Linked DNA regions of Homo sapiens: region 2 is linked to region 1. A link is a loop called in an ENCODE intact Hi-C map of the cell type or tissue named here. Cell type or tissue: heart right ventricle. All regions are shown on one strand. Each heading gives the region's core, and the rest is flanking DNA. Links, peaks and the distances in the headings are about the cores only.

What was found. A loop is a pair of places that touch in the nucleus more often than their neighbours do. Peaks named below come from ENCODE experiments on the same cell type or tissue, not always from the same donor. Only the 100,000 strongest peaks of a DNase experiment are listed, where the experiment ranks them.
Region 2: it touches region 1 in a loop (5-fold over the local background); 6 of 110 quality-filtered maps call a loop at or near these places.

Annotation. Positions count from the first base shown.
Region 1 is chr18:3,765,166-3,781,642 of GRCh38, reverse strand. The region is part of intron 5 of DLGAP1 (DLG associated protein 1); the gene reads left to right. Among named protein-coding and RNA genes, the nearest start is that of DLGAP1-AS3, 100 kb to the left of the region's middle. RefSeq lists a silencer at 10,017-10,236. In heart right ventricle, for the core only: CTCF peaks have their summits at 8,035, 8,874, 9,949 and 10,149 (motif pointing left); a DNase peak (open chromatin) is centred at 10,132; H3K4me3 peaks cover 1,218 bases; H3K27ac peaks cover 1,319 bases.
Region 2 is chr18:3,962,806-3,979,282 of GRCh38, reverse strand. The region is part of intron 3 of DLGAP1 (DLG associated protein 1); the gene reads left to right. All of the region lies in intron 1 of DLGAP1-AS4 (DLGAP1 antisense RNA 4), which reads right to left. It also overlaps the pseudogene GAPDHP66. Among named protein-coding and RNA genes, the nearest start is that of DLGAP1-AS4, 8.7 kb to the right of the region's middle. In heart right ventricle, for the core only: a CTCF peak has its summit at 8,188; no DNase peak of the experiment used is centred there; H3K27ac peaks cover 2,230 bases.

The DNA of each region.
Region 1 (16,477 bases), core at 7,268-12,267:
GCTGGCTCACGCCTATAATCCCAGCACTTTGGGAGGCTGAGACGGGCAGATCACAAAGTCAGGAGCTTGAGACCAGCCTGGCCAACATGGTGAAACCCCATCTCTATTAAAAATACAAAAAAAATTAGCCGGCATGGTGGCAGGTGCCTGCAGTCCCAGCTACTCGGGAGGCTGAGGCAGGAGAATAGCTTGAACCCAGGAAGGCGGAGGTTGCAGTGAGCCAAGATCGCACCACTGCCCTCCAGCCTGGGCAACAGGAGCAAGACTGTATCTCAAAAAAAAAAAAAAAAATTGAAAGCTGCTACAATTTCTGTCCATTAGTAGGAAAATATTAAGTAAATCATGAAATATTCATGCTATGGGATACTGTGCAACTGCTAAAAATAATGAGGGCCTCTGAATGAACTGACATAAAAAATGTACAAGATAAATTATCTATTAAAAAACAAGATACATAATATCATATGTCTGGTATCTCACACCTTTAACAATCACATATTTAAAAATAAACATTGGGCCAGGCAGAGTGGCTCATGCCTGCAACCCCAGCACTTTGAAAGGCCAAGGCAGGAGGGTCACTTAAGCCCAGGGGTTCAAGACCGGCCTGGGAAACATAACAAGACCGACCACATCTCTACAAAAAACGTTTTTAAAAATTTTTTTTAATTAGCTGGGCATGGAGGTGCATGTCTGTAGTCCTAGCTACTTGGGAGACTGAAGTGAGAGGATCACTTGAGCCCAGGAATTCGAGGTTGCAGTGAGCCAGTGAGCTAAGATTGCACCACTGCACTCCTGGTGGGCAACATATAGCATGACCCTGTCTCTAAAAAATATATAAATAAATCCTTTTCCATATTGATATTGATATTATAAAGTAGGAGAAATACATGAAAGGATCTTGTGGCAGACAGAATAATAGCCTGCAAAGATATCCACATCTTAATGCCGGAACCTGTGAATATGTTACATGGCAAGGAAGAATTAAGATTCCAGTTGGAATTAAGGTTACTAAACAACTGACTTTAAAATAGGGAGATTATCTGGAATGATCCAGTTGGATAATCACAAGCAGCCTTACACGTGAAAAGGGAGGCGGAAAAGTTAGCGTTGGAGGGGGACCTGGACAGACCCAGCCAACCACTGCCGGCTTTGCATATGGAGGAAGAGGCCACACATCCAGGAATACAGGAGGCCTCTAAAAGCTGGAAAAGGCAAGGAAAGAGCTTCTCCCCTAGAACCTGCAGAAAGGGACACCGCACTGTTGACACCTTGATTTCAGCCAATGAGACCCATTTCATATTTCTGACCTCCAGGAATGTAACATAATAAGGTAATGTTGTTTTAATCCACTAAGCTTGTGGTGATTTATTACAGTAGCAATAAGGAATAAATACAGATACATGATAATAACTTATCTTTAAATAACTAAACTGTGGAGAAAGGATACCTTTATTTTTTACCCATGCCAGTTATTACATTTTCCATATGAGCATGTCTATATTTTGTAATTTAAAATTTTTTTTAAGCCTGTGGGGTGGTCTATGAAAGAGTAACAGGCCGGGAGCGGTGGCTCATGCCTGTAATCCCAGCACTTTGGGAGGCCTAGGCAGGTAGATCACTTGAGGTCAAGAGTTTGAGACCAGCCTGGCCAACATATAGTGAAACCCCGTATCTACTAAAAAATACAAAAATTAGCTGGACGTGGTGGCGTGCGCCTCCCAGCTACTTGGAAAGCTGAGGCAGGAGAATCGCTTGAACCCGGGAGGTGGAGGTTGCAGTAAGCCGAGATCACACCACTGCACTCCAGCCTGAGTGACAGAGCAACACTCCCTCTCTCAAAAAAAAAAAGAAAAGAAAGAAAGAGTAAAAAAAAAAAAAGGGTGCACTGACCACTCTATATAATAGCCCATTAAAGATGTGGAAAAGATGAAGAGGCAGCTTCCTTCTCTTTGCATCAGAGCAAGCAAGCTTCCTGGAGGAGATGGGATTTAAACTGGATCTTAAACAATAGATAGAATATTGCCATGCAGAGATGGAGGAGATCAAAACAATGGGGCAGCATGAACAAAGCAATGAGGCAGGCCCACTGGAGGACAATCAAGTGTCGTCTTTCTTGTCCACAGCAGTGCAGTATTACCTGTATCCTCAGAGAGTGTTCAGGCATGATCCGAGAGGGCTTGGATGGATTACTATGGGTTTGGGCTTAATTTGGTAGGCAATGGAAACCACTGAAAGTTTTGGAGTTTTGGGGAAAAAACTGATTGCTGGGCCAGACATGGCGGCTCACACCTGTAATCCCAGCACTTTGGGAGGCCAAGGTGGGAGGATCACTTGAGCTCAGGAGTTCGAGACCAGCCTGGGCAACATGGCAGACCCTGTCTCTAAAACAACAACAACAACAACAACAGCAAAACTGGTGGCATTGCCTTTTAAGGATTAATCCTTCCATGCAGAGAGATACAGGGAGACAGGACAGGAGAACTCTACCAGGATCTAGGCTCTGAGATCGGGACAGAAGGAGGGAGGACAACACAGACAGAAATTTGGGAGCTAGATTTGGAAAACTTGCTCACTCACCACCTGCGGGTGGTCAAGAAAAGGAACGGTGGTCTTTGGGCCTGGGTCGTGGGGGGATGACCTAGTCAGAGTAATATGATATGGAGGGTGAGCTCAGGTTGGGATAGACTGGGTTTTGCATGCCTCTGCAGTTCCCTGTATAAACGCCACGTGACTTACAAGGCTGCAGGACTGGCTGGGGCCAAGGAGAGAGGACCCTGAGCCACGCTATGTCTCCAGGGCAGGATCTCCCTTTCTGTCAGGTCCTCATCCCCTCTGCTTATCCATTTGCTTCCTGGCCAGCTCTCCCAGGGAATATTTATCCTTAGAACATAATGATCATTTCTTCCTCTTTCCCGTATCCATGCCTAGCCTTTCTGCTTCACAAATGGAGTTGTCTGGCTCCAAAGTCATCCACTCTGGTGCTTCTTAAGGGATTTGAATCTCTCCCCACTTGCCGCTGCTGTGCACAGGTCTCCCTGCCTGGGCCTTCTAGTGAGAGATCCCCAGCAGCCCTGAAAAACCTGCCTATACAGCCCACACTATTGAGAAACCTGTTTTTATTGCTAACCTAGATCCTTTGGTCAAAAGTCTTATCTTCCTCATATCAGCTAAAATAAGAGGCATGACCTGCTTTTTTTTTTTAAGATGGAGTCTTGCTCTTGTCGCCCAGGCTGGAGTGCAATGGTACAATTTCAGCTCACTGCAACCTCCGCCTCCTGGGTTCAAGCGATTCTCCTGCCTCAGCCTCCCAAGTACCTGGGATTACAGGTGCCTGCCACCACGCCCAGCCAACTTTTGTATTTTTAGTAGAAACGGTGTTTCACCATGTTGGCCAGGCTGGTCTTGAACTCCTGACCTCCGGTGATCCACCCTCCTCTGCCTCCCAAAGTGCTGGGATTACAGGCATGAGCCATCGTGCCCAGCCTTGACCTGCTTTTTACCTGTACCCAAAAATATAATTAGTTCAAGGCTATGATGCATGCAATTAAATTTTTCTCCTAAAGATATATCTTTAATCAGAAATTCTAGAGTAAGTCTCATTGATAAGAACACAAAGTAAAGGGCTGGTAAAAAGCAAAAACAGAAGAACAGATGTGAGAGTCTGCTTACTTACGAAGGATTCATTCCATTTGAGTTCTACAAACACACACACACTACACATCCCCCCAGCTCAGAAAAGGACCACCTACCCAGGACTCTGACTTTAGATCTAAAGAATTTGTTTCTGGTCAGCCTTTTCTCTTAATATCTGAGGGGTCAGGGGGCCAATTCCTATTAGTCCAATTATGTCATTGTACTGAAAGAAACAGTATTGAACATCAAAATGCAAAACATTTTTCTTGTCTTGCTGACCCAAATTTATCACTGATTTGGAACCCCTTTCAGAATTGAAACATACTCTCTACCCCAAATGCCCTTGGAATGACATTTACATCTCTTTTGTTTTTTCAAGAGGAGATGATCATCATAATATTGTATGAAAAATTCCAAATAAAAAGGCTTAGAACTGCTTTGCTTCCTTTATTCTCAATATGAAATAATAACAAACAGAGCTCTAAGAAATTTATTTTAAGATATAAACTTATATAACCCATCGCTCCCTTCTCTCCAGCCACATCCGCGTATTCTTCCACCACCTCCACTTTTATAAAATTATCTACACTTTGTTTTTGTCTCTAACATATTCAGTTTCTTCCCTGAAATGGTCACTTGATTCACATGGGCTGGTTTTGAAATGCCTCTCCCTGTGGAGGATGCATTTTATCATGAAGTTTCTGGTCCCTGGGGGTATTTCTGAATTTCCTTCCGAATATTCATCTAAACCCTTTCCCCGCTCTCTGCCAAAACACCCCAGCCATACCTATGAATGGGTGTTTAAAAAGAAACTGAACTATTGTTTAAATGTAAGTTTTTTTAATGTATGGGGCCTTGAAAATTTGCTTTTATAAGCATATATAAAATAATTTTCCCAAAAAGCACATAAAAAATAATTTTCTGACCAGGTGCAAAAGCTCACGCCTATAATCCCAACACTTTGTCAGGCTGAGGCAGGAGGATTGCTTGAGAGTTTGAGACTGACCTGGGCAACATAGTGAGACCCTGTCTCTACAAAACAAATTTTAAAAATTAACCAGGCATGGTGGCCACACTTGTGATCCCAGCTGCTCATGAGGCTGAGGTGGAAGGATAGCTTGAGCCTGGGAGGTTGAGGCTGCAGTGAGCCATGATTGTGCCACTGCACTCCAGCCTGGGTGACAGAGTGAGAACTTGTCTCAAAATTAATTAATTAATTAAATGAAATAATTTTCCCAGTGATCTCTTTGAATTGTTTTTGTTTTGTTTTTGTTTTTGTTTTTTAAATAGCAACTGAGCAAATGTTACATAATTTCCTCTTTATCACTTTCAGGCTTAGAGAAATAGCATAATGTCCCTAAAGAAATGTGCTGGCACTGGCGCAGGGAAGGCAGGGGGTGAGGAGAAAAAGCATCTTCACTTTCTGGTTATAACGGAGAGTCGGCACAGCCCCAAGAGTGGTCATGCTCCCTAAGCAAGGAAGCCAAGAACTGGTCCCATGTTAAAGGTTAAGCGTGCATTTGTTCATCCAAGAGGCCGGTCTCTTGGATCTAGACTGAGGCCCATGCAACCTGGAAAATGAAAAAACAGAAGAGACTGACTACTTTCAGAGGATTCATTTCACTGGGGCTGTACAAACACAGAAGAATACACTCCTCCTGACTTGCTAGCACTACTTTCCCTGGAGACAGAGAGCTCCAGATGATGGTTATGAGACTGGTAACCTTTAAAAGCCAAAGTTAATGTTTCCTCTAAAATTAGCCACATATCCTCTTCTAGATTTCTGAGGATCTATAGTCCCTTTCTGAATGCTGTTTTCCATTCAGTGCACACGATCTGTTACTCAGAGGCTGGTGATCCCGTATGCGGAATGCACAAACTTACCATCTTCCCCGTCTTTTCCCTCAGGCTGCTCACTGGTCATTTCTCTGCTCATCAATCCTGTGCCGGATGGGGGTGGGAAACTCACAGAAGCTGACAGCTCTTGAGGGCTGAGTGTCTTGGCAGAATGTACAGTGACATGGGCATTCGTTCTGAATTCCAAGGACGTGAGTTCAAGCTGCACCTTTACCATTTACTAGATCTAGACATCATTTATCTCAAGTTCAAAAACAGACCAAACGAATCTATGGTATCAGAAGCCAGGGTTGTTTATCTCTGGGAAGGGGAAAGAAGGTAGCAAGCCTCTGGAATATAACTAATGTTCACTTTCTGGACTGAAAGTTGATTCCATGGGCATGTTCACTTTGTGACAATTTTTTGAGCTGTTGTAGGGGCCAAGGGGAAACTTCCCCTTCACCCTCTGAAGGTTTGCTGAAAATCAACTTTTAAAAGGCAGATTAATAGAAGAAATGGCACACAAATTTAATGTATTAGTTTGTTCTCACATTACTATAAAGAACTACCTGACACAGGGTAATTTATAAAGAAAAGAGGCTTAATTGGCTTAGGGTTTCACAGGCTGTACAGGAAGCGTGCTTGGTGAGGCCTCGGGAAACTTACAATCATGGTGGAAGGGGAAAGGGAAGCAGGCATGTCCTACATTGCTGGAGCAGTAGGAAGAAAGAATGAAGGGGGAAGTGCTATACGCATTCAAACAACCAGATCTCTTGAGAACTCTATCAAGAGAACAGCAAGAGGGAAGTCTGCCCCCATGATTCAGTCACCTCCCACCAGGCCCTTCCGCCAACATGTGAGGATGACAATTTGACATGAGATTTGTGTGGGGACACAAAGCCAAACCATATCGATGTGCATAACACAGGGGAATGGAAGGAGAATTGTTACAAAATAACCCAGTGGGATCCAGATGCTTACATACCCTTCTTAAGGAAAAAGAAAGATGGGGAAGTGTGTATTATTTTAGGGAGGTACTAAATGATTTTTAGGAGAGTTCAATGGGCTTAAAGAACACACAGTGACCTGGGACAAAGCCTGTGGGGCCTGCAGAGCGACAGTGGTTTGTGAAAAAAGTCCGTCCAGATGAGACTTTCTTTACCTGGACAGACTTCAGTCTTTCTTCCTGCGATATGAGTTCAGTTAGTGAAAACGCAGGAAAGGGACAGTAGGCAGGGAGTGCAGGAGGTGGTGGGAGGAAGGGGGTGGTTGTTTTCTTTGGCAGGTCCAGACTTTAGGCAGATGAGGGAACTTTAGAGAACAACTTCACTCTATGTCTTCAGAGAGAGCCAGGATGAGAGACTGGGACTGGGAGCTCAGAGAGACTTGAGAGGCTTATTCAGTTCAGCATGTCCGAGCTCCATATTTTGGGGTACAGGTTTCTGAGCCCCAACACTGTAAACTTATGACCTGACCATGTACTCTTGCATTTATGTTATATTTCAGTAAAACCGTATTTTTAAGAAGTTAGGCCAAATAACCGAATGGAACGACTGGGCCCACCACCACTATCCCCCACTAGCCCGTTTCATAAGAGACATCATCTCCAGGAGCGAGAGGCAAAGCAGCGGTGAGCAAGCCAGCCCTTCCAGCAGGACGAATATGTCACCTTTCCATGACACAGCTCCTGCCATCTGAAACAGAACCCCTCAGACATCCCAGACACAGTCTCTCCTAAATGGGCTAAGAAAAGGCATCACTAGTATTCCATCCATCTATCATGTCCTATATGATACTCACACCATAACGACTTCTCAGCACCCCTGCCTCTAAGACTCCACAGTTACCACAAGTCCTGCCGTCACTGACCATTACACATTCTTCCTCTTGAATTACCTTGTCACTAACGAGAAAAGGCTTTGGGTACCTGGCAGACCCAGGTTGAACTTGACCAGGCTTTTGCTAAGTCCTTAACAGGAAATCTCAGCTTTTTTGTATCCTGGCACTCACCAAGAGGAACTTTTTGGCACTGAGTTACTGGAACAGCTTAAGGATGCCGCCTAAACCCAGAAGTTGGCGACTGCTGCAGACCTTCCCTCAGAGAGCAGCTGAAAATTATTCCTATTAAGTAGGAGGAAGGAGGTGAGGTGGCAGCTGCTGGGAGATGTTGGGGAAGGTGAGCACCCCAATTTGAAAGTAGAAGACAAGGCAAAGAAGTCTCATTTCCCAGCTTGGATTCCCAATCACAGAAAAATATTTTTTGATTCTTCCTGTTACTTTTTAACTTGGCAATTGAATACTTCTAACATCTGACTGTCAGGCTACCTGGAAATATTAGCAGAAAGTTTATATCCATTTCCCTCTAATATATGCTTGAATTAATGTAGCACCAGTCTTTCGTGCTCCCAGAACACAGTGAAATAGATTTACAAATATGTGGCATGGAAAATCAGTTAAAAACAAATAGCACTTACTATCAGTTAAAAATGAATTTAGCTAGATGTTTTTATCAGTGTGGCAGGAAGTTATTTATGAACACTATTGTTAGGTACACCAGAACTTGCTCTGCCAGTTCTTGTTTTCAGCACTAGGGGATCAAAAGTCATCTTATCCAAAAGCAAACCAGATAACTGAAATCATCAATCCCAATTGCTCAATTCTTGCATGAATAACAATAAACTATTAACTATTCTAACTAATTAGGAAAACATTTTGTTCCTAGAGGGTACTGTTTGCACAGCGTTCCTTCCATAAATATTTATCTACTGTTCTTGCTGCCAACAATAGTTAGTCACCTGGTATATACAAAACACTGTGTTATGCTTGGTAGTATAATAAAACAAAACAAAAAAGATAAATTATCTGCTAATATTAGTTTATTACCAAATGTTCTTATATCCTGAGAGCCCAACAGAGTTTATGTGTGTGTCAGTTTATGAGTGTGTTATCGGTGAGTGAGTCAAATACAGGCAACAGAGCCCACCTAGAAACTGGTTTCCTTTTTTCAGTTCCCACGAGTTCCTTGTGTATCAATAGTGCCCTTTCACATTAAAAAAATAAAAAAAAATTTTTAAGTCCCATCTAAGAATACACAAGGAGCTCATTAAGAACTCCTTCATTCCAGTATTCTTTCAGCCTGATCTTAAAGCACAAGTAAAAATGTTCTCTTCTTTTAAATGGGCTCTGCCAAGTTAATTATGGACAGGAACACTAAGGTAAGGACCAGGGGCTCCGTTCAATACCATGCTGAAGAGGTGAGGCCCTCTGCCAAATGTTCACTGGAGTTATCGGGGGCTTAGAGTTGGTCTTTTCAAACTTTAGTGCAGTTAAGAATCACCTGGAAGTCCTGTTACAATGCAGATGCTAATTTAGCGGGTCTGAAGTGGGGCCTGTGATTCTGCATGCCTAACAAGCTCCCAGGGGGTGCCAATGCCACTGGTCCAAGAACCACATTTTGAATAGCCTGTTTTTAAAAACACCCTTAGAGCCTAAATTAATTGTTCTGGGGTGGGGCTCAGAAATTGAGGATATAATAATATTATTAATAAAATTCCCAAAATGATCACATGAATGTAAAATTCACAAAGCCTCCTTATTCCTAAATATATTAAAAGACGACAGGCAGCTACACTAGACCAGAAAGAAAAGAAAGAAAGAATACACAAGGAGCTCATTAAGATCTCCGGGACAGAAGAAAGAAAGAAAGAAAGAAAGAGGGGGGTGGGGGGGAGGGAGGGAGGGAGGAAGGAAGGAAAGAAAGAAAGAGAAAGAAAGAAAGAAAGAAAGAAAGAAAGAAAGAAAGAAAGAAAGAAAGAAAGAAAGAAAGAGAGAGAGAGAGAGAAGGAGAGAAAGGAAGGAAGGAAGGAGAGAAAGAAAGAAAAGGAGAAAAGGAGAGAAAGGAAGGAAAGAGAGAAAGAAAGGAAGGAAAGAAGGAAGGAGAGAAAGAAAAGAAAGAGAGAAAGAAAAGGAGAGAAGAAGAGAAAGGAAGGAAGGAGAGAAAGGAAGGAGAGAAAGAAAGGGAAGGAAGGAAGGAGAGAAAGAAAAGAAAAGAAAGAAAGGAAAGAAAAGAAAAGAAAGAAAGGCTTAGGTTTTAACTGTTTTTACCATCAGAGTCTATGGTTGTTATAAAATAGTCAAATATTGCAATCTATTCATAATTCTATTGTATTTTAAATTTGCGCTTCTGTTCCCGAAATAAGCTTCACCACTTGCAGCTTAAGCCACAGAAATGCGAACTCAGAAGGGACCGGGAGAGGAGAGAATGTTCTTTCAGCGTTAGAAATTTATCTTGTAAATAGAAGCTGGCAGTGGCCACATGGATTTTTTTTTTTTTTTCAGAGCTAGGGCAGGCAGTTAGTAGACCTCAGTTACAGCGTCAGCTCTGCCACTAACTAGCTAGTTAGACCCAGAGCTGCTCTGAGCCTTAATTTTTTATCCGTTGAAGGAGAGCCTTTGAAAGAAGATAACAGCAATCCAGGCCCCTGACATCCTTTGATTCTTTGATTAAGTCACCAACGTCAAACATGGAAAAACTTGAATGAGCAACTCGCTCAGGATTTCCTGGAAGGCACCCTGACTTGGAGAGTGGTATTATGCAAGTCCCGCAGTACACACGGCACGTCCCGCCCGGGCGGTCCTGCGCAGTCCTCAGCCTCGACCGCCCCCTGCCGGTCCTCCCCGGGACTGACGCCGCCACCCGCCCCCGGGCCGAGCGCGTCTCCGGGGAAACACAGACGCACTCTCAGCTCCCCTGGACCTACGCCGTCGTCCCCCCACCGTCCTTCCACGGGGGCGCAGGAAGGAGTGGGACGGAGCATCGGTGCCTTTTTCATTAGAATAGACACAAAGCCCAATTAATAAAGACCCAGAGAAGAGGAAGGGAAGAACAAGACCCAGGGGTTAGAAGAGAGAAGAACAAGAGCGGATTCTCAGCCATGGGACCGCAGCTTGTGAAAGGGGAGCTTTGTTTATTTATTGTCTAATCTCCTTGCTGCCCTGAGCTCGTGCAGCACGTTCCTTATCGGAATCTTGGGAGCTTGGGAATTTCCACAACAGAATATGTCGAATAGCTTATATTGCTAGCATAATAGAGTACATTTTGACCAGAAAGCTTTTATCCCTTTTCATGTGGTAGTGATTGTTCGGTGCTTCTCTATAGAAAAGTTAAACCATCCTCAATACGGTGAATATTATCTTTCCATTCTTTCACCCAAGGCATAAGAAATTACTATAATTTACCATGGCATAAAGGTAATAAAAGTGGGTAGAAGTCATCTTTCCAACACCTAAACACCTATCTGGAAAAGCTTTTGACCACCAACAGTACTCATTATTTCTGTCTTTGTACCTAATTGATTTAGTCAGAGTATCTGTGGCCATTTAAATACTATGTGATTCTGGTGATAATGGATTGATGGGGCATGTTTCCATTTCACTCACAAATGCTTTCAAATATACTTCTGCCTTATAGCGTATGCAATTATACTTTCTGTTCAGAATCTGTGAAGTTAATGATTCTTCACATTTCCTGGAAAACTTTTATGTTTTTGTTCAGATGAATGAGTAGTTATTTTCTCTAAGTATAAATTTCAGAGCTGTTGCATTTCTACAGCTAAAGCCCATGTAAAACATAGCCAATGAATGGGCATTCATCTGTGTTTCATGGCACATCAAAATGTATTTTAAATGCCTTTTCCTATGGCCACCTCCAGTCTTTTTTGCCTTAATTATGGCATCAAGGTGACTATTAGGAGTTTGCAGTAGCCAGTGATGTGGGGGTAAGGCAGGAGCAATATTCAGGACATGTGTCTGGTCATTAAGAAGTACCCAAATTTCTAGAGACTCAGAGAAGAATAAGAGGAAAATTCCACCACCTCCCTTCTCCTGCCTGCCTTCTCTCTCCCACAGTGACAGCACTGACCTATCAGACAGGGAAAATGGAAGATGCAGGCCTTATGCATAGTAGTGCCTGTCTCCAACCAGGTCCCAAGTCCACCCATGAGTACATTCTTCAAGTGTGCTCTTCTCACTGCCACACACACAGACCCTGGTTCATCATGGCAGACGTTTAAAAATTTGGAGACTAACTTGGTTCTACTTATTCTTAGGTACAAACTCAGTTCCAATGTCCAGCTTTGAACTAGATGGTGAACCACACTATTAGTTTTTCCTGCATCCTGACTCATTCATTGTCTGAAGGTGGGATTTTTTTAATTAAAATTTTATTTTGAGATTAAAATTATTTTGAGATAATTGTAGATTAACATGTAGTTGTAAAAATAGTACAGAGAGATCTCATGCACCTTATACCCAGTTTTCCCCCCCCACCCACCGTGGTAACATTTCAAAAAACTGTAGAACAATATCACAAAGAGGATATTGACACTGGTAGTCAAGATACAAACATTTCCATCATTGCATGGGTCCCTCATGTTGCCCTTTTATAGCCACACCCACTTCCCTCCCAACCCCACCACTTTCTTTACCCCTCGCAATCACCAATCTGTTCTCCATTTCTGTAACTCTGTCATTTTACATGAATGGAATCACACAGTATGTAACCTTTTGGGACTGGCTTTCTTCATTCAGCATAGTTCTCTGGAAATTCATCCAGGCTGTTGCTGAGAAGTATTCCATGGATGTACTACAGTTTAACCATTCATTCCTTGAAGGATATCCTGGTTGTGCGCAATTTGGGGCGATTATAAACAAAGCTGCTGTAACCATTCCTATAAAGGTTTCTGAGTGAACATACGCTTCATTTCTCTAAGACAAATTCCCAGGAGTACAATTCTTGGGTCATATAGTAGTTGCATATTCAGGTTTTAGACAAACCATCAAACTGTTTTACAGAGTGGTTGTACCATTTTACATTCCTACCAGCAATGTATGAATGATCCCTTTTCGTTGAATCCTCACCAACATTTGTTGCTGTCATTAATTTTTTGTTGTAGTCATTATGATAGGAGTGGAGTACTATCTTATTGTGAATTTAATTTTCATTTCCTTAATGACTAGTGATGTTGAACTCTTCTCCTGGGTTTATCTGTGAAGTGTTTCTTCATGAGTTTTGCCCATTATCTAATTGGATTGCTTGTTTTTTACTGTTGGGTTTTGAAAGTACTGTATTTATATTAGGTACTAATCCTTTGTCAGATATGTGATTTTCAATTATCTTCTATTTCTAGCTTATCTTTTCATCTTCTTAATCAGGTATTTCACAGAGCTAAAGTTTTTAATTCTGATTAAATCCAATTTATCAGGTTTTCACTTTATGGATCATTCTTTTAGTGTTGATTCTAAGAACTCTGCCTAGCTTAGAATCCCAAAGCTTTTCTTCAATGTTTTTTCTAAAAGTTTTATAGTTTCATATTTTACATTTAAGCCCTTGATCAATTTTGAGTTTGCGTAAGGTGGGAGACTTACGTCTTTTTGCCTGTGGATGTCCAATTGCTCCAGCACCATTTATTAGAAAGGCCATCTTTCCTCTTTTGAATTGCTTTTGCACTTTTGTCAGTAATCAGTTAGGGAGGTTTTGGGCTTTCTTGATTCTCCATTCTGTTGCACTGGTCTGTGTTCCTACCCTTTCACCAATACTACACAGTCTAGATTACTGTAGCCATAGAGTATGTCTTTGAATAGACTGAATCCTCCCCCTTCCTTCTCCTTTTTCAAAATTGTTTTAGCTATTCTTGTTCCTTTGACTTTCCATACAAATTTTTAAAAAATCTTGTCTATATCTACAAAAATCTTTATGAGATTTTGATAAGAGTTGCATTAAACCTGCATATCAATTTGGGGAGAATTGACATTTCTCCTATTTTTGAGTATTTCAACTCATAAACATGCTATGTGTCTCCATTTATTAAAATCATCTTTGATTTATTTCATCAGTGCCATGTACTTTTCAGCTCACCAGATCCGAACATATTTTGTTAGATTTACACCTAAGTATTTTATTTTCTAAGCAGTTGTAAATGGTATTGGATTTTTAATTTCTGCGTCCAGGTGTTCATTACTACATAGAGAAATACAACTGATTTTTGTATGTTAGCCTTATATCCTGTGACTTTGCTGAATTCACTTAGTTCCAGAAGTTTTTTTGTTAAGTTCTTCAGATTTCCTTTGTAGGCAATCATGTCATCTGCAAACAGATGACAAGACAAAACAGGGACAGTTTTGAACTAGGTGGTGGTTTTGAGCCTAGGTGAACTAGGTTCCTTTCCAACTCTATGCCTTTTATTTCCTTGCCATACTAGCTAGAATTTCCAGAACTTTTGAATAAGCATGATAAGAGTGGAAATCTTTGTCTTGTTCATGATCTTAGGGGGAAAACATTCTGTCTTTCACCATTAAGTATATCATTAGCTGTAGATCTTTTTAGATGTTCCTTATCAAATTGAAGATATTCGCTCTTATTTCTATTTTTCTTAGACTTTTTATCATGAATGAGAGTTGAATTTTGTTACATGCATTTTCTGCATCAGTTGATAGGGTCATATGATTTTTTTCCTTAGCCTCTTAATATGGTATCAATAGATTACATTAATGTTCAGATATGGAACGGGCCTTGCATTTCTGAAAGTGGAATATCCCATCCAAGCGGAGTAAATTCCACTTGGTCATGGTGTATAATTCTTTATATATATTACTGAATTCTATTTGCCAATGTTTTGATAAGAACATTTGTGTCTTTATTCATGAGGTCTATAGTTTTATTTTTTTGTACTGTCTTTTTCTGCTTTTGATATTAGGGTAATGCTAGCTTTATAAAAATTCATTTTATAATGGGAATGTTTACTTCTCTTCTATTTTCTGGAAAAGATTGTGTATAATTGGTTTTGGTTTTTCTTTAGAAGTTGGTGACATCCTCCTGTGAAACCATCTGGACCTGGATATTTCTTTTTGAGGAACTTTTAAATTACAAAGTCAATATCCTTAAGAATTACAGGTCTAATATCTGTTGAAAAGTAGGTGAATTGTGGTAATTTTTGTTTTTCAAGCAATTGGTTCCTTCCATCTATATTGCCAAGTTTACAAGTATACAGTTGTTCATAGTATCCCTTTATACCTGCAGAATCTCTAGTGATATTCCATTTCATTCCAGATATTGGTCATTAGTGTCTTTTCTCTTTTATTCTTTGTCAGGCTTGTGCAAAAATTATCCATTTTATTGACCTTTTCAAAGAAGAACTTTGATTCTTTTCAAGTATTTTATCTTTTATATTGTTTTTCTGCTTGTTTTGAGTTTATTCTGATCTTTTTTTAGGTTCATGAGGAAAAGCTTAATTATTGATTTGAGACTTCTTTTCTAACATATACATTTAGTGCTATACGTTTCCCTCTCAACACTGATTTAGCTGTGTCTCAAAACTTCTAATATGCTTGTTTTAATTTTCCTCCAGTTCAGTGTATTTGTTTATTTTCCTTAAGATTTCCTCTTTTATCTATGGCTTATTAAGCTTTGCATTGTTTAATTTCCGCGTTTAAAGGTGATCTTGTTATCTTTCTGTTACTGATTTTTCATTTGATGTCATTGTGGTTGTAGAATACACTATGTATATTTCAGTTCTTTCAAGTTTGTTGAGTTTTTTTTTATGGCCCCAAATATGGACTATTTTGGTATATGTTCCATGGGCACTTGGAAACAATGAGTATTCCGCTGTTCTTGGGTAGAGTGTTCTCTAATGTCTGTTTGAGTCTATTGGTTTATGGAGTTGTTGAGTTCTTGTCTATCCTTGCTGATTTTCTGTCTAGTTCTGTCAATTGTTGGGAGGTAGTAACTGAGGTCTCCAACTACAATCGTGAATTTTTCTATTTCTCCTTTCAGTTCTATCAGCTTTTTCATTCAATATATGCTGTTGTTTGCTGCATAAACATCTAAGATTGCTATGTCTTCCTGATGAATTAACCCATGATATATCATTATATAATGTACTTCCCTATCTCTGACTTTTTTTACTTTGTAGTGTACTTTATCTGATACTAGTAGAGCAACTCCTATTTTCCTTTAATTAATGTTTGCATGATATAAATTTTCCATCCTTTTGCTTTCAACTTGCCTACATTGTTATATTTGCAGTGAGGTTCTTATAGATGTGTTTTTTAATCACTCTGAAAATCTCTGCCTTTTAGTTGACGTATGTAGGCTATTTACATTTAATGCAATTATTGACATGTTAGGGCTTAAGTCTGCCATTTTTTATTTTGTTTTCTGTTTATTTTGTCTGTTGTTTCCCTATTTTATTTTTCCCACCTTCCAATGTGATACTTAATTTTTTCAGGATTCTATTTTTATTTATAGTGTTTTTGAGTGTATCTCTTTGTTTTTTTTCCTTTTGAGACAGAGTTTTGCTCTTGTTGCCCAGGCTGGAGTGCAAAGGTGTGATCTCAGCTCACTGTAACCTCTGCCTCCCAGGTTCAAGCAGTTCTCCTGTCTCAGCCTCCTGAGTAGCTGGAATCACAGGTGCCTGCCACCACGCCTGGCTAATTTTTTGTATTTTTAATAGAGACGGGGTTCACCATGTTGGCCAGGCTGGTTTCGAACTCCTGACCTCAGGTGATCCACCTGCCTTGGCTTTCCAAAGTGCTGGGATTACAGGCGTGAGCCACCGTGCCCGAGTATATCTCTTTGTACAAATTTTTAAGGGTAGCTTTAGGTATTATAATTTATCAGAATCTAATGACATCATCATTTTTACCAGTTTAAATGAAGTGTAAAAATCTTAAAAGTGTGCAAGTGTGGAGCCAGGTGCAGTGGCTCACGCCTGTAATCCCAGCACTTTGGGAGGCCAAGGTGGGCAGATCATGAGGTCAGGAGATCGAGACCATCCTGGCTAACATGGTGAAACCCCATCTCTACTAAAAATACAAAAAACTAGCCAGGCGTGGTGGCGGGCGCCTGTAGTTCCAGCTACTCGGGAGGCTGAAGCAGAAGAATGGTGTGAACCCGGGAGGCAAAGCTTGCTGCAATGAGCCGAGACTGCGCCACTGCACTCCAGCCTGGGCA
Region 2 (16,477 bases), core at 6,212-11,211, 200 kb before region 1:
ACACCACGGTAAATATTTGTGCATCTAAACATAGAAAAAAAATGGTAAAAATAGGGCTCTATAGTCTTATGGGACTGCCACTGTACATGCAATGCAGTCTGTGGTTGACCGAAACATTATTATGTGGTGCATGACCATAGTGGTTTTTCTGTGCGTGGCTTATTTCATTTAGCATAATGTCATCCAAGTTCATCCATGTTGTGCAAATGACAGCATTTTCTTCTTTTTATGGCTTTGTAGTGTTCCATTGTTTATATATACCACATTTTATTTATTCATTTATCTGTTGATGGACAGATAGGTATGTCTTTATTACTCAATGTGGTCATTTCACCAGAGAGGTGGATTTACCTACGTACACTTTCCACGTACTCTTCATTTAATTCTTCCTCTAAAACCTCACTAATACTGTTCCCCCTCCTCTGCCTCTGTCCATCAAGATCTGTCCTATACAACATAGTAAATTCCAAGTGGAAGAAGTTAAGTGTGCAACGTCAACCCATAAAAAAACTAGGGGGAAAATTGAATCGCCTTCGAAAGTTCTAGAGTGGGAAGAGCTTTGGAACAATAGAAGAAACCATAAAAGTAAGAATCAGGCTCTCTGCTCCTCCCATTTGACAGACAGCTACATATTCTTATGCAGAACCAGCCATGTCCCTGAGACACCATGGTGAAGGTGAAGGCCAGAGTAAACGAACTTGGTCGTGTTGGGCACCTGGTCACCGGAACTGCTTTTCACTCTGGTAAAGTGGATATTGTCACCATCGGTTACCCGTTCATTGACCTCAACGACATGGTCTGCATGTCCCAGTATGATTCCACCCATGGCTAATTCCACAGCACTGTCAAGACTGAGAATGGGAAGCTTGTCATCAATGGAAACTGCATCACTCATCATCCAAGGCGAGATCCCACGAAAATTAAATGAGATGATGCTGGCACTGAGTACGTTGTGGAGTCCACTGGTGTCTTCATGACCATGGAGAAGGCTGAGGCTCACTTGCAGGGGGTACCAAAAGGGTCATCACCTCTGCCCCCTCTGCTGATGGGCATGAACGATGAGAAGTATGAAAACAGCCTCAAGATCATCGGCAACGCCTCCTGTGCCACCAAGGGCTTTGCCCCCCACCAGCCAAGGTCATCCATGACAACTTTGGAATCGTGGAAGGACTCATGGCCATGGTCCACGCCATTACTGCCACCCAGAAAACTGTGGATGGCCCCTCCAAGAAACTGGCATGACAGCCACGGGGCTCTCCAGAACATCATCCCTGCATCTACTGGTGCTACCAAGGCTGTAGGCAAAGTCATCCTGGAGCTGAATAGAAAGCTTACTGGCATGGCCTTCCTTGTCTCCACCACCAACGTGTTGGTCATGGACCTGACCTGCCAGATATGATGACATCAGGAAGGTGGTGAAGCAGGCATCAGAGGGGACCCTTGAGGGCATCCTGGGCTACACTGAGCACCAGGTTGTCGCCTCTGACTTTAACAGCATCACCCACTCTTCCACCTTCAAAGCTGGGGTGGGCATTGCCCTCAACAACCACTTTGTCAAGCTTATTTCCTGGTATGAGAATGAATTTGGCTACAGCAACAGGGTAGTAGACCTTATGGTCCACATGGCCTCCAAAGGCAGCAGCTAGCTGGACACCAGCCCCAGCGAGAGCACAAGAGGAAGAGAGAGGGGGAGTCCCTGCCGCACTCAGTCCTCCACAACACTGAGACTCTCCCCTCCTCACAGTTTCCATGCAGACCCCCTGAAGAGGGTGAGACCTAGGGGAGCCCTACCTCATTGTGTACATCAATAAAGTCCCCTGTACTCAGCAAAAAAAAAAAAAAAAAAAACACAGAATAAACATAATTCATTAACTGACATTTCAGCATTTTAGTACAGTTTAAAAATAATAAGGCCGGGCAAAGTGACTCACACCTGTAATCCCAGCACTTTGAGAGGCCAAGGCAGGCAGATCACTGGAGCTCAGGAGTTCGATACCAGCCTGGGCAACATGGGAAAACCCCGTCTCTACTAAAAATACAAAAATTAGCTGGGAGTGGTGGCACATGCCTGTGGTCCCAGCTACTTGGGAGCCTGAGGCAGAATTGCTTGAGCCTGGGAGGCAGAGGTTGCAGTGAGCCGAGATGGCACCACTGCACTCTAGCCTGGGCGACAGAGTGAGACTCTGTCTTAAAAATGAATAAAAATAAATAAATAAAATGAGAAGAATCAATCAAAGCTATTAACAAATCAGCAGAAATTCTGTCAAGACAATTTTTTAAAGAGATTGTATAGCTACTAAAGAATCGTATTGAAACCTGTTAACAATTTAACCTTACCTGTAATCTAAGAGAAATGCAAATCTAAATCATGAGATATATTTTTTCTATTAAATTAACAGATTTAAAAAATGATATGACCTAATCTTTGATGAGGGCATGATGAGAATAGTACCTTTATAACTTGCTGATAACGTTATAATTTAATACAGAGTTTTTGAAAATCAATTTGTCTTGTATATTAAATGCTAAAAATAGATTCATGCCTTTAACTCCATGATTTCATTACAGGACATTCTCCTAAGAAAATAATGTAAAAAGTCATAAATACAAAGTTATAAGTACAAATAATTTAACCTCAAATTATTTTCCAAATCAAAAAGAAATGAACAGAGTAATTTTCTCTTGACATAGGTATAGATTTAAAAATTACAAAGACTGCCCAGTAACATGAAGAAAATTAATACTATATAAAAATATGCAGGGAACAGAGAACACCAGAAGAAAACATAGCAGTGGTAAGCTAGGGTGCTGAGAATTATGGGTGATGTTTATTTCATTTTTTCTATTCTCTATATTTTCCTTAATGCATTTGTTATTATGGTAATATGTATAACATAAAATTCACCCTTTTAACCACTTTTTTTTGAGACAGAGTTTTGCTCTTGTTGCCCAGGCTGGAGTGCAGTGCAACCTCTGCCTCCCGGGTTCAAGCGATTCTCCTTCCTCAGCCTCCCAAAGAGCTGGGATTACAGGCATGCACCACCACACCTGGCTAATTATCGTTATTATTATTATTATTATTATTATTATTGTATTTTTAGTAGAGACGGGTTTCTCCATGTTGGTCAGGCTGGTCTCAAACTCCCGACCTTAGGTGATCCAACCACCTCAGCCTCTCAAAGTGCTGGGATTACAGGCATGAGCCACTGCCCTCGGCCTTAACCACTTTTTAAGTGTACAGTTTAGTGGCATTAAGTATTTCACATTGTTGTACAACCGTCACCACCATCCATCTCCAGAACCTGTTCGTCTTCCCAAGTGGAAACTCTGCACCCCTTAAACACTGACTTCCCATTCCCTCTCCCCCAGGCCATGGTAACCACTATTCTACTTTCTGACTCTATGAATTTGATTTCTCTAGGTACCTCATGTAAATTAAATTATACAATATTTGTGTTTTTGTGACTGGCTTATTTCACTTTGCACAATGTCTTTGAGGTTCATCCATGTCGTAGGATGTGTCAGAATTTCCTGGCTTTTTAAGGCTAAATAATATTCTATTCTATATGTACATCACATTTTGTATCCATTCATTCTTCTTAGGGCACTTGGGTTGCTTCACTTTTTGGCTACTGTAAATAATGCTGCCATGAGCATGGGTGTACCAATATCTGTTTGAGTCCCTAGTTTCTATTTTTTGCAGTATATACCCATAGTGGGATTGCTGGATCATACGGTAATTCTGTGTTTAATTTTTTTAACAACCACCAAGCCATTTTCCACAGTGAGTGCGTTCAAGGGTTCCAATTTCTCCACATCTTTGCCAACACTCACTTTCTGTTTCTTTCAATAATAACCATCCTAACAGGTGTGAAGCGGTATCTCACTGTGGTTTTGATTTGCGTTGCCCTAATGATTAGTGATGTTGAACATCTTTTCATGTATTGATGGGCCACTTGCATATCCTGTTTGGAGAAAGGTCCATTCAATTTCCTTGCCCATTTTTGATGGGGATGTTTGTTTTGTTAGTGAGTTGTATGAAGTGTTTGTTTTGCATATGTATTTATATATATAATTTTTATTTTTAATTGTAATTAAAAAACACATAAAAGTAACCATCCTTACTTTCTTTGAGTGTACAGTTCAATAGTGTTAAGTACCTTCACATTGTGGTGCAACAGATCTCCAGAAATCTTCATCTTGCAAAACTGAAACTCTGTACCCATTAAATAACAACTCCCCATTTATTTCCCCTTGCCCAGCCCCTGGCAATCACCATTCCACTTTCTGTGTCTACGAATTTGACTACTTTAGTTACCTCATATAAGTAGAATCATACAGGATTTGCCTTTTTGAGACTGATTAATTTTTATTTTTATTTTTTTTTTATGTCCTCAAGGTTTATCCATGTTGTACTATATGACAGGATTTCCTACCTATGTAAGACTGAATAATATTCCATGCTATGTATTGCTTTTATATTTTTTATTTATAAATTGTAAAATACTACTCATCGGTGTGAGTCTTATACTGTCCTCTTCCCTGTTTCAATCACCTAAAACCTCCTTTTTATGTTAGGTCTTTTGACATTGAATGTTTTCAATGTCATACTCCCATTTACCTGATTAATAATAAGTTCTTTATGTTTCACTTTTAACCAAAGCAGGAACACCAGGGCAATTAGTCCAGTAAAGAAGAAAAGCAAACAGTGGCCATGCTGAGAGTGAAGCAAACCCATGATATATTCATGGAAAAGCTGGACTTTTTCTCTCCTCAGAAAGTGAGATCTTTTTGTGTGAAGAACTATTGAAATCTGAAGCTTCCCTTAGGAAGTTAAAAGTTCTTTTGAAAATATTTAAAAGCCCTGAATTAAAAGATCTTAATACAGTCACACATGCAATACAACTACATTTAGGTCACGGATGAATTGCCTGTAGGACGGTGGTCCCATAAGATTATAATAATGTGTTTTCGAGATCAGGAGATTGAGACTATCCTGGCCAACATGGTGAAACCCAGTCTCTACTAAAATACAAAAAAATTAGCCAGGTGTCGTGGTGGGCACCTGTGATCCCAGCTACTCGGGAGGCTGAGGCAGGGGACTCACTTGAACCCAGGAGGCGGAGGTTGCAGTGAGCCGAGATTGCGCCACTGCACTCCAGCCTGGCGAGGGAGTGAGACTCCTTCTCAAAAAAAAAAAAAATAAAAAGTGTCTTTACTGTGCCTTTTCTATGTTTAGATAGGTTAGATACACAAATACTTCCCACGGTGTTACAATTGCCTACAGTATTCAGGACAGTCACGTGCTGTGCAGATCTGTAGCCTAGGAGCGATGGGCTCTAGCATATAGCCTGAGAGTGTGGTAGGCTATGCCGTCTAGGTCCATCTAAGTCCACTCTGCATTCACACAAGGACAACAGCAGCACATGTTCTCAGAACATATCCTCATTGTTCAACTGTGCATGACTCTACAGTATTATCTTCTCCTGTGTTTTCCTTGTGAACCCTCAGCTGGTTAACATGGATCCCGAGCCCTGGGCCTTCCCCGGAACTTTCTAGCCTAGATTTAGTTTGTCAGGTTTCAGAAAGAATAAAATTATCTAAAATTGAGGGAAAAAAATTGGCAGGCAATTTGGAAAAGACTCTCAGTTGGCCTGCCAACAACACTGGCAGAAGAAATGTAGTCGAGTTAGAATCCTTCCAGCATGTTCCCTAGGGGATGCTCACACAGGAACCACAGGTGAAATAGGGAAGTCCCTGGCTCCTAAAGCCTAAGCAGGAACCATATACTCCACCACTCCCCTCCTGAAGTGAAATTGAGTCCCAAACCAGGAGTAACAGGAGCACAAAGGTGACGGAGCTCATACAAACTGAGATGAATTGCAGCTTCCAGGACGGAAATGACTAGTAGCTTATTATTTGTCATTGGCTCCAGATAAATCTTACAACCTGATTAAAAGCAAATGTATTGACTTTTTTTTTTTTTTTTTTTGGCTATGGCTATTCTGACTATTCTCTTTTACTGAAAATGGTTTTTTTCTAATTAGATAGCAGCAGCCTGAAGGTAGGACCATCTTAGTTTCTGTGTTCCTTATAGAATCTAGGAAATTATTTTGTACATTGTAAGTATTCAATAAAGATTGGATTACTCAACTTGAATAAAAACAAGCAGATGATAATACCTTAATAGTCCCAGAATTAAGTTTCTTTGGACAGTGATTTGTTGATATTTTTAAATTAGCTATTAGACACAACACCCTGCAGCAAAAAGGCTTTGCTTACTTGAGCTCACGCTTGTTATCCTTTTGGAGTCTGAAGCCTAATTAATGTAGAATAGAGCCTCTTTTAGAATAAAAGTCCTCTGCCCTATGGGCTTATTCTTTGGGTCTCTAAACACAGATTGGGGAACAGAAAAGAAAGTCTTTTGGCTTCAGGCTAGGGATAGGCACCTCCCCGCCCATCTGCCTCTCAGTGTTGCTGGCCAGGGCAGGGGGAGCTAGTGTGATTTGCCCAAACCTCCCTCCCTGAGGTGTCATGTTGCTGTGATGGTGTCACAGGAGTCTCAGGAAAGCTGAGAGCTCAACATAACAAAGTTCCTACGTGGACAGTGGTGCTCAATAGTTGCTTCTTAAAAAATAGATTAGTTAGGACTATCGGATGCCAGGGACTGAATCTAGTCACTTAATAATCAGGTTCCCACAGATCTACTTATCTATATCCCAAACACTGTATAATTCTAAAACTATGAGAAAGAAAGAAAGAGAGAGAGAGAGAGTGTGTGTGTGTGTGACTCAACTGCCTCAAACACACCAAGGAAACATGTTTGAATATAAATAACTGAAGACAGAAAAGACAGAATGAATCAACCAGAGGACTAGGGAGAGTTATATATAAACTGATATAGATAGATATAATTTTTTAAAATTATTTTTAAATAGAGACGGAATTTTGCCATGTTGCCCAGGCTGGTCTCGAACTCCGGGCTTCAAGTGATCCTCCAACCTTGGCCTCCAGAAATGCTGGGATAACAGGCATGAGCCACCATGCCCGGCCTAGTGATATAATTTTTTTTTATATAGGCCTTGAGGTGTTGTATTTTTTATAAGAGGTATTATATAGTTTATAAACTCATAAAAAATTTAAAAACAAGGTAAACTGTAATATTTTAATTGAAAACACTTCTTTAGTTATATCCTTGAAAACTGAAACCTTACACATTACAGGATTGTTATCTTGTTAGTTGGACACCGTTAAATGACCAAAGCTATTCATGGTCTCCTGATGAGAACCCAAGTAAAGAGTCTTCCCTTAGTTAATTCACAGGATCCTCCCTTACTCAACTGGACCAGCACTTTACAGTTGCATAAAACCCTGGTTTTGAGTTTTTCTTGTCCCTCAATATTCACTAAGGCTGTCATGAAAATTATTATGCTTATTAAAATAAAACTCCATGGATTGCTTAATGAAAGATACTTAAGAATTTGCCAGGTTTAAGTTTTATTGCTATTTAGAGAACAAGATTTTCTAAACCTATTGCCCTGTGACTCTTCAAAACCATCAGCCAGGAATTCTTTTTGGATACACTGATATTTCTCTATGTTATCCTTAGTACAGCTTAGCTTACCAAAGGATAGATGGACAAAAGAGTCTTAAAAGTTAAGTCTTGGAACAATATAAAATGCAGTCTGCAAACACTTGGGGGTGCATCATACCAGTCAATTACACATACCAATACTTTTTTAGAAAAAACAAAAGAATAGAATAGGCAAAATACATTGGACTTATTTACAAAACATGTTTCAGGTATACATGCACACATATGTGATATTATGTCATATATATGTTAGCATACATTTTATAAATGTCTTATGTATGTATTTCCCTGTATATATACTGGTTAGGATGTAAAATTTGTTACCATCGGTAGCAGTCAAAAAAAATGTTAAGCCACTGATTTAGAGGACTTAATTCTAAACTAATGGAAAGCAGTTAGCATGAAAAGAACTCCTACCTCTGAAAAGAAATAATAGAAACTACCATCACAAACTGGTCAACAATTTACTGCAAAGTTCTTGCCAGAGGCCAGAGTCTGGTTCATTCTCTAGGTCAATGCTACAGACTGAAAGCTGGGTGGAGAAAAGCGACCTTGAGGTTGTGCTGTAGCTACCGAAAGAAGGCAGGCAGAGGGAGCTGTTCTTTGGTTGCAATAACCTGGAATAGATGTGGGGTGCTAGAGGGGGACAGATGTGAAACTGGAAGGTGGTTCCAGCTGTCTCAATGCTTGATTAGGCCTTAAATCTCTATTCCAGCATTTCCCACTTCTGGAAATAAATGCATACCTAGCCCAGAGACAAGGGTGGAAGCAGACCTCATAGGCCCAGGATGCAGGGCTCCTATGGGGACCTCAGAACTAGGGCAGGGGCTTATATTTTATTCTTGAATCCCAGTTGATATTAAAGTGGATTTCAGTTCAATTAGGGGGAAGAAACCCTTTTGCTTCCAGATTTTTAATGTTAATATTAATGTCAAGATATCTCTAATATGATTTAGTAATAACATATCCTTCATTCTAAATTTAGTACCTGTTTGAGAATTAATTGATTAAAAACTAAGAGTGAAACTGTATTACTATTTTGCAGTCTAATATGGGGCAAGATGTTTATCTTCTTTGTTTCTCTTTATTTTTTAGATTTTCTAGAAGATGTACTTCTTGATGAGGCCAACATTTCTCTCTCATGTCCCACACATTTCTATTATATATTTGCTGTAATTTGTAGCACTCACATTTGTTGTAAAATCGCTTTTGACAGTGTATTTGAGTTAAAGTACAAAGGTTCATTACCAAAGCTCTCTTTCTTTGGAGAGCTTTTTATTATTAGTGCTACAAAATTGATCCTAATGGCTTCAATAAGAATACTGGGATGAAATTGTTTTATTTTCTTTTCCTTTGTTTCTAGTTGTCATATTGTCATGGAACTCCGAGGTTTGAAAATATGCAAAGAATTCATCTCATTTATTCTCTATGAGATTTAAAACTAAAACTCTGATTATTTAGCCAAAATAAAATTCAATAAAATCATATTTTTATATGAAAGAAGAGAATGATGACAAGGGAAATTGCAGGAGTACAATGGTAGTCAACTCATCTTAAATTTTGCATTTTCATTTTTGTAATACGTTTGCTTCATGTTGCTCTGGAAAACTGTGTTCTGTTGCTTTACCTACAAAGACAAACATTAATCAAACTTACCACTAGTATTAAGCACTGATTAAACACCCACATCGTAACACAACAAATCTGCTGACTTCTGTTCGTGTGCTTTCCATCTTAACACACAGACACAGACAGGACTGATAGTCTTAAGAAGGCCCTTTATCAGAAGTATTTAATCCTAGAGTCTTTTCCTTTACATATTCTATTCAAGAAAGGCCCTTTACGTGAAACACATTAAAAAATTATATAAGGATCATCGCTGGCTAGAGCCTCCTTAACTGCAAGCTGACAGACATAGAATAGTTGGCAGAAGGAAGCTGGCACTCTTATTAAGGGCCTAATTTTGATTTTGCATAATCTGTGGATAGTCACTACTAAAATAAAATACTGAAGAGCTGCATCTGTGCTAATTTCTTTGGTAGGATTTTTTTTAAGAATAGACCGAAATCGTGAAACTGCTATAACTTGGGCCACAGTTTTTCTGCAAGGACAGGTACTTCTACTTTTTTCTGGATCTCTTTTACAAATAAGGTCTTAAACCACTGTCTTTCTGTGTATATCTATTTTGTTTCGAGAACAAGCACCCTTTTCTCTTTAATATTCTTTTCCTACGGCTAGAATGGGTCAGCGGTGTAATACACTCAGTCAACGCCTAATTGAGTAAAATGTGACAGAACGTTTTGCAAAAACCAGTGGTAACCGTAGGAGACCTCACTGTTTTTCTCTGCCACTTAGTCTTCAAGAAGGAATGACTAAAAGTTGTATTTCTTTTCAGATGACAATTATTGGTGTGTTGATTGACTACATGATCATTAGTGAGATTTCTAGTATATTGTTTTTAATAGAATTGCTGTAAAATTTGGCAGATGGAAGTTCGCATAGTTTGACCTGGAAAGTTGAACTACTTCAATCTTCAAATTTTTCCTTGTAAACTCTTTCATAGTAGCAAAATAATCATAATTTTCTTTGAATATTGTTAAGGAAAATAGTATTTCTCTTTCAGAATATACATCCTATGTCCCCAGTGCTGTTCATTCATTAGTTAACTTCTTTCCTTTGTTGTCTCGCTGGTCTCTTGCCACCTGCAAAATGTCTTTTAAAAGAAAGTTGGAGAAAGAATGCCGTGTCATTTTTCTTCAAAAGAAATCAATAGTTTTGTTTGTTACCAGGTCCTCTTAATTATATTTCTCTTCTTGTTGCTAATTATTTTGATTATTAGTTCCACATAGCTGGGCAGGGACAAGGAAGAAAAAAATAAACCTCCCTTGCATGGTATTACTTATTAGCTGTTCCAATAAAAGTTTGATTGGGTATGATGATTCACAGTTTTCAGGAAAGGCATTTTCTTTGAATTTCAATTACCTCCACTTGTTCTAAATAATATTTGCACAAATAATTGAATATTGGTTTGAAATCAGCCTCCAAATATTACTGTGTTCTCTCTAAAACTTCATCAAACTGTGATCTGTCTTTTGAAAGCCAGGAATACAAATATAAAGATGTTAACTATTTAAAACTTCCGTGATGGTCTGTTTGGGTAAAGAGATTGCACAAAATATGTTTTTCAGTAACTTTCTGTGTTTTCAAGTTTTTTTTAAGGTGTATAGTTAGCCATTTTATTCAGCAGGTCTTAGTTGAGTGCCTGCCATGAGCTAATGACACACTGATTAATAGGGATAGAAAGGGAACAAGATAGACAAGTGCTAGAAATTTTACTGCATAAAATAAAAAGTGGAGATCAATAGCTGCGTAAAAATGATGTGAAATTGGGGTAAGATCTAGCGTTGCCTTTTAAGATGAAAGAGTATCTTAGCATATTTAAATATTAAAGGAAAGATACTAAGGGTCAGTGAAGGATTTAAGATACAGGAGAAAGAAGTGGGGCAGGGTGAGGTCCCAGTAAATTTATGCTCAGATTAGAGCAGTTATGTCTCCTTCATCTAAACATGATCAAAAGCAGAAAGATGTGATAGAGCTAGTTACATATTCTGGATTAGTGTCAGGAAGTTTTTCCAATAACTTATTTTATCTGTGAAGAGTAAGCAGTAAGATGATTTATTGGTAGTGATAAGCAAATGGACAAATGAAATGTTCAAAACAGCCACAAGGAGAATGTGAAGGAGTCCTAAGAAGGGAAGTATGGCTTGCCTCTCGGTGTTAGGTGTCCAGTGCAGCTGAGAGGCACACATTTATCCTATATGTGTGTGTGGGGATCAATCTGCATAGTTGGGTGATTTTCTCAGAAGCCCTTAACAGTTATACTTAGTTGTGGAAATACATAAACTCGAATTTTTAAAAATAGCTCCACATAGTCTGAAGCCAAAAGTAGAGTCAAATGCTCTTTAAGACAAAATAACCAAGTATGGGCTTCAGAAATGAAACAGAGAGTGATCAATACTACCATTACATCTGTTTTACACTTTCTCTTTAGAGACTATAATGTTTAAATGGAGCTTAAATGACAGCTCTGCAGAGGACAGCCTGCTCTCCTCCTTACCAGTGGTTCTCAAATTTCAGCCGGCATCAGTCACCTGCAGGGATTGTTAAAACTCAGGTTCCTGGGCCTCAACCCCAGAGTCTGGGATTCAGTAGGTCTGGGGTGAAGCCCTAGAATTTGCATTTTTAATGAGTTCCCAGGTTCTGCAGAGTCTGTTGATCGCAGTACCACATCTTGAGAATCACTGTTCTAAATAAAACTCTGCAATGCCAGGACAAATATCTGCAAAGGTTAAAGTCACTGTGAGCTCATCAGTTCATAATCTATTTCTCATTCCTTGCTGATTCGCTCAGTGCCTACCACAGTGCCTGGCAGTGCCTGGCTGGAGCCCAGCGACTGTTTTGAGGAAGAAAGATAAGTTAGTATTTATGGAATGCCCTCTACAATGTGGTAGGCACATTCCCTCCACCAATGTAGACAGGCACTGCCATATTTACACAGACATATTAAAATAAGATTAGTCACTCAGCAGTTTGAGCCAGTGGACTAGTCCTTCCTTTTTAAACTACTCTCTTCTCCAGGTTCTGGACTACCTCACCTCCTGGTTTCCCTTCTGCTTCACTGGCCACTTCTCTTAGAAAACCTGGCTTTCTCCTCCTCCTCCTCCTCTCTTGGACCTCAGAACATTGAATGCCCCAAGCAGCTCTTTTCCTGATGACCTTCTCCTCTATTCCTAGATGATCTCATTTAGTCCCAAGGTTTCAGATAACATCAACATGCTGATGTCATCCAAATCTGTTATCTCTAGCTCAGACGTCCCCTCTCACCTCATACTCGTTAATCCAGCTGCCAACTCGGCCTCTCCACTTGAATATCTAATAAACATCTCCAATGTAACAGGTCCAAAACAAAATCCTCACTTACCTCAAGCCTACTTCTGTCCCGTCTTTCCTGCCTCAGTAGATATCATCCCCATATATCAGTTGCTTAAGCCAAAAACTTAAGCATTGTCTTGGATTTCTTTTTTGTGCTATCTTTCCAAAACCCCTTTGATCAGTTTTGGCTCCCAAACAGTTTCTAGTCCGATTTTTTTTAGTATCTCATCTTCTGCAACCAGAGATTTTCTCATCCCCTAATCCATGGCAATAGCTTCATAATTCATTCCTCAGTTCCCACTCTTACCTCCAATGGTTCATTCTCCACTGAGCAGCTGGAGTGATTTTGTGGTAGGGTGAATTAGATCATAACAGTTCCGTGGTTAAAACCTGCTAAAGCCTTCCCCCCAACAAATAGAACCAAATCCAAACTTCTTAAGGCAAATAGAGCACTACTTCTCCATCCTCATCTCCTACTACTTCCCCACCCACCAAGCCCTGTGAAACTCCAGCCACCCTGGCCCCCTTTCTCCTTCTTGAACATAACAAGCTTCTCCAGCCTCTGAGCTTTCACCCTTTCTAGCTGCTGTTCCCTGTAGTGCTCCCCTCCAACCGCATTAGCGAATGTGGTTTCTACCACCCTATCATTCTGTGTCCCATTTTTATTTTTTTCAGGGCACTTATTATTTAAAATTATTCATATGGTTGTTTACTTAAGTATTTGTCTGTATCTGACAACTACATTGTTAACTCCAAGCAGGCAGGCAGAGATTTTGTCTTCTTAATAGCTGTACTCTATTTTTTTTTTTTTTTTTTGACATGGAGTCTTACCCGGTCGCCCAGTGCAGTGGTAGGATCTCGGCTCACGGCAACCTCCGCCTCCCGGGTTCAAGCAATTCTCCTGCCTCAGCCTCCTGAGTAGCTGGGATTACAGGTGCATGCCATCACGCCTGGATAATTTTTGTATTTTTAGTAGAGATGGGGTTTCGCCATGTTAGCCAGGCTTGTCTCGAACTCCTGACCTCAGGTAATCAGCCCACCTCGGCCTCCCAAAATGCTGGGATTACAGATGTGAGTCACCGTGCCTGGCCTGTACTCTATTATTTAGAACAGTACTTGCAGGGTAGTAGACACACACACAAGCATGTTTGTTGAGTGGAGGAACTTTAAATCTATTGTTCTTTCTACAACACTATATTGATGCCTCTTTAGGTATTATGTTATGATTTGATCACAACCTACTCCAGTATCTAGATAATGGGTTGTTCCAATCAGTGACAAATTCATACATTTAAATCTGTTCTTAAATCCCAAAAGCCAAAATTTCCAAAAACAGATGGCTTGAGCTGCTAAGCCTTTGTCTTTATGTTGTTCTTAAGATTTATTTTGGATCCACCACCATAGATTATGGTTTTAAGTCAACCTTGTCTGGCTACTTATTTTTTGCAAAACATTAGAAACTCAGTCAAGTCTTTCATTCAGGTCCTCCAGAATATCCTTCACTTTAACTTAAGAATTAGTCCAAGTGCCCATATTGACATTTTGACAGTGATTCTAGGCTTTGTGGTGTTGTTCAGTGTTTTGTGTTACAAATGTAGGCCACAGAAAAGAAATAAAGTGAATCCATGCCTCTATTTGTTTACAAAGATCTCTTTGTTTACAAAGAGATCTTTTCACCTTTGAAATTCTATCACTATAGCCTTAAAAACAACAGGAATCACCCTCTGGCCAGGTGGTTAGGATTTGAAATGTCTTTGTATTCTTTTTTAAATTGGAGTTCACGTAAATTTGGTGACATTTCCTACTGTGGCTAAGTCTCTTAGTAGAATCTTTTATAAGCATGCAAGAGTAAGAGCAAGATTTGTTCATCCCAATCAAAACCAAAGTGAGACTCCCTTGTTCCCAGGGCAAACTCTCTTTGTCCACAGTTTGCACTTTCTCCTTCTCCTGTTTTTGTGCCACCTCTTAAAAACCCTTGATTGATAACATGCTTCGCTGGTTAAAGCACACCTGGTATTCTAGTAACTCCTGAAACACTAAGTGGCTACCATGTATCATTGCTATGTTAGGCCTTCGTGTATAGAAGTTTATCAAGGTTCTTCTTGCTGATACCCCCTTTTCCTTCAAGGCTCTTCCTCATCAGCCCACTCTTCAGTAGCGGTGCTCCTGGGGATTTCATCCACTGCAGCGACAACTCCTAGCGAAGATTCCCATCTCGTATCTCCAGCCTTATGCCCTTTTCCCAGCATTGCTCACTCTGTCATCTATTTATTGAACATGTGGACAGTCCAGGAACATCTCAAACACTGCAAATGCAAAACCAAACTCGTTGTCTTCTCACCACCTCTGCCGTATTCACGCAGACTCTTTTCTCCTTCTACAGCTTCCCAGTTCACATCATTAACAGGACAACTATTGGCCCATTTTCCCAAGGTGGAAACATTGAATTTTTTCCTGGGCCTTTTTCTGCCTTTCCACTAATGATAAATAGATCCCTAAATCACATAAATTCTGCCAAAGAAATTTACCTCTGGTGTTCTTCCTGTCTGCACTGCCCCTTTTTTAAAGAGTGTAAATTATCTTACACTTTTGTGTTTTATGCTGAGATTTGAGAATAAATAGGGAGTGTGTATACATATCCAGCTCATCATCTTAACCCACTCCTCCTAATTTTATCTTAGGAATGACGCCTCCTGCAGTGTAGAACAATAGAAATATAACCCAAGCCACGTATACGATTTTAAATTTTCCAGTAGCAACATTATAGAAATAAAAAGAAAGAAATGAAATGAACTTTAATGCTATGTTTAAGCCAATGCATCCAAAATATTAAAATTTCAAACTTTAATTGGTATTTACATTATTCTTAAGGGCTTTACCTTCCTTTTTCTTTGTACAAAGTCTTCGAAATCTAGGGCTCAATGGTCACATGTGGCCAGTGGCTGTCACAGCAGATAGCCTAGGTGTTGGACGTGAGCTGAAGGGGCTTACACTAGAGATCCCATAGAAGATACACCTACAGCCTTGGTGAGGGACAAGGGCATATATCAAGGTACTTGCAATGGAAACAAAGAATCAATCCATAATCACACTGAAAATATGAAGCAGAGAACCAGAAGGCAAATGTAATCCAATTAAGTATAAAATTGCACTAAAAAAAAAAAAAAAAAAAACAGCCCAAAGTACACAGAAGAGAATGGAGCTTCAAAGGTAAAGGATAAAAACAAACCACAGCCCAGGAGAGAAGCTCAGAGACAAACTGTACAAGAAAGGGACCTGGGGCAAATGTGTCAGTAATTAGGAGGTGGTCTTGGAAGAGCAGGGTAGCCTGGGCACCTCATCCTCATGCACATTTGAGTCCAGGCAGCTGCACACTTTCCTTCAGCCTCACAAGGCCCAGCAACTGTGCTCTCAACAAAGGAAAAGCTCTTCTGCTGGTTTATATTTATGAGAAGCAGAGTAGAACCCTGGGGGGTGAGGGGGGCAATGAAATGGAGCCTTTGGAGCTGGAACTGGCCCAGCTTCAGGTGAAGCCTCCAAGTGGGTATTCTGAAGTGAGGACTGTAACAAGAGAGGCCAAGAAGGCTATGTTCCAGTTAAGGAAAAATCCCCTCTGGCACCCCCAAAGCAAAGCAGTCTCCCCCATCCTGCTCTCCCCACAATTATAGAAGGCAGACAGAAGAGATCAAGATGCACATGAATAGAAAACAGCACTTCTCATTTGGATTGAGGAAATTTTCAGTCTTCAACCAGTCCTTCAACATGAGCATGAATAGATAACTGAGAATCACCAAACTTTGAAAGAACACCAACACCTACAAGAAGCATCAAATCAACAAACTGAAGAACTAACTCACCCCAAGGAGACCTTGTCAACAGAAAAAAAAGCAAAGACAATTTTCAGATAAGCATAATAACCAAAGAAATGTAATCATTTTGTCCTCAAATATT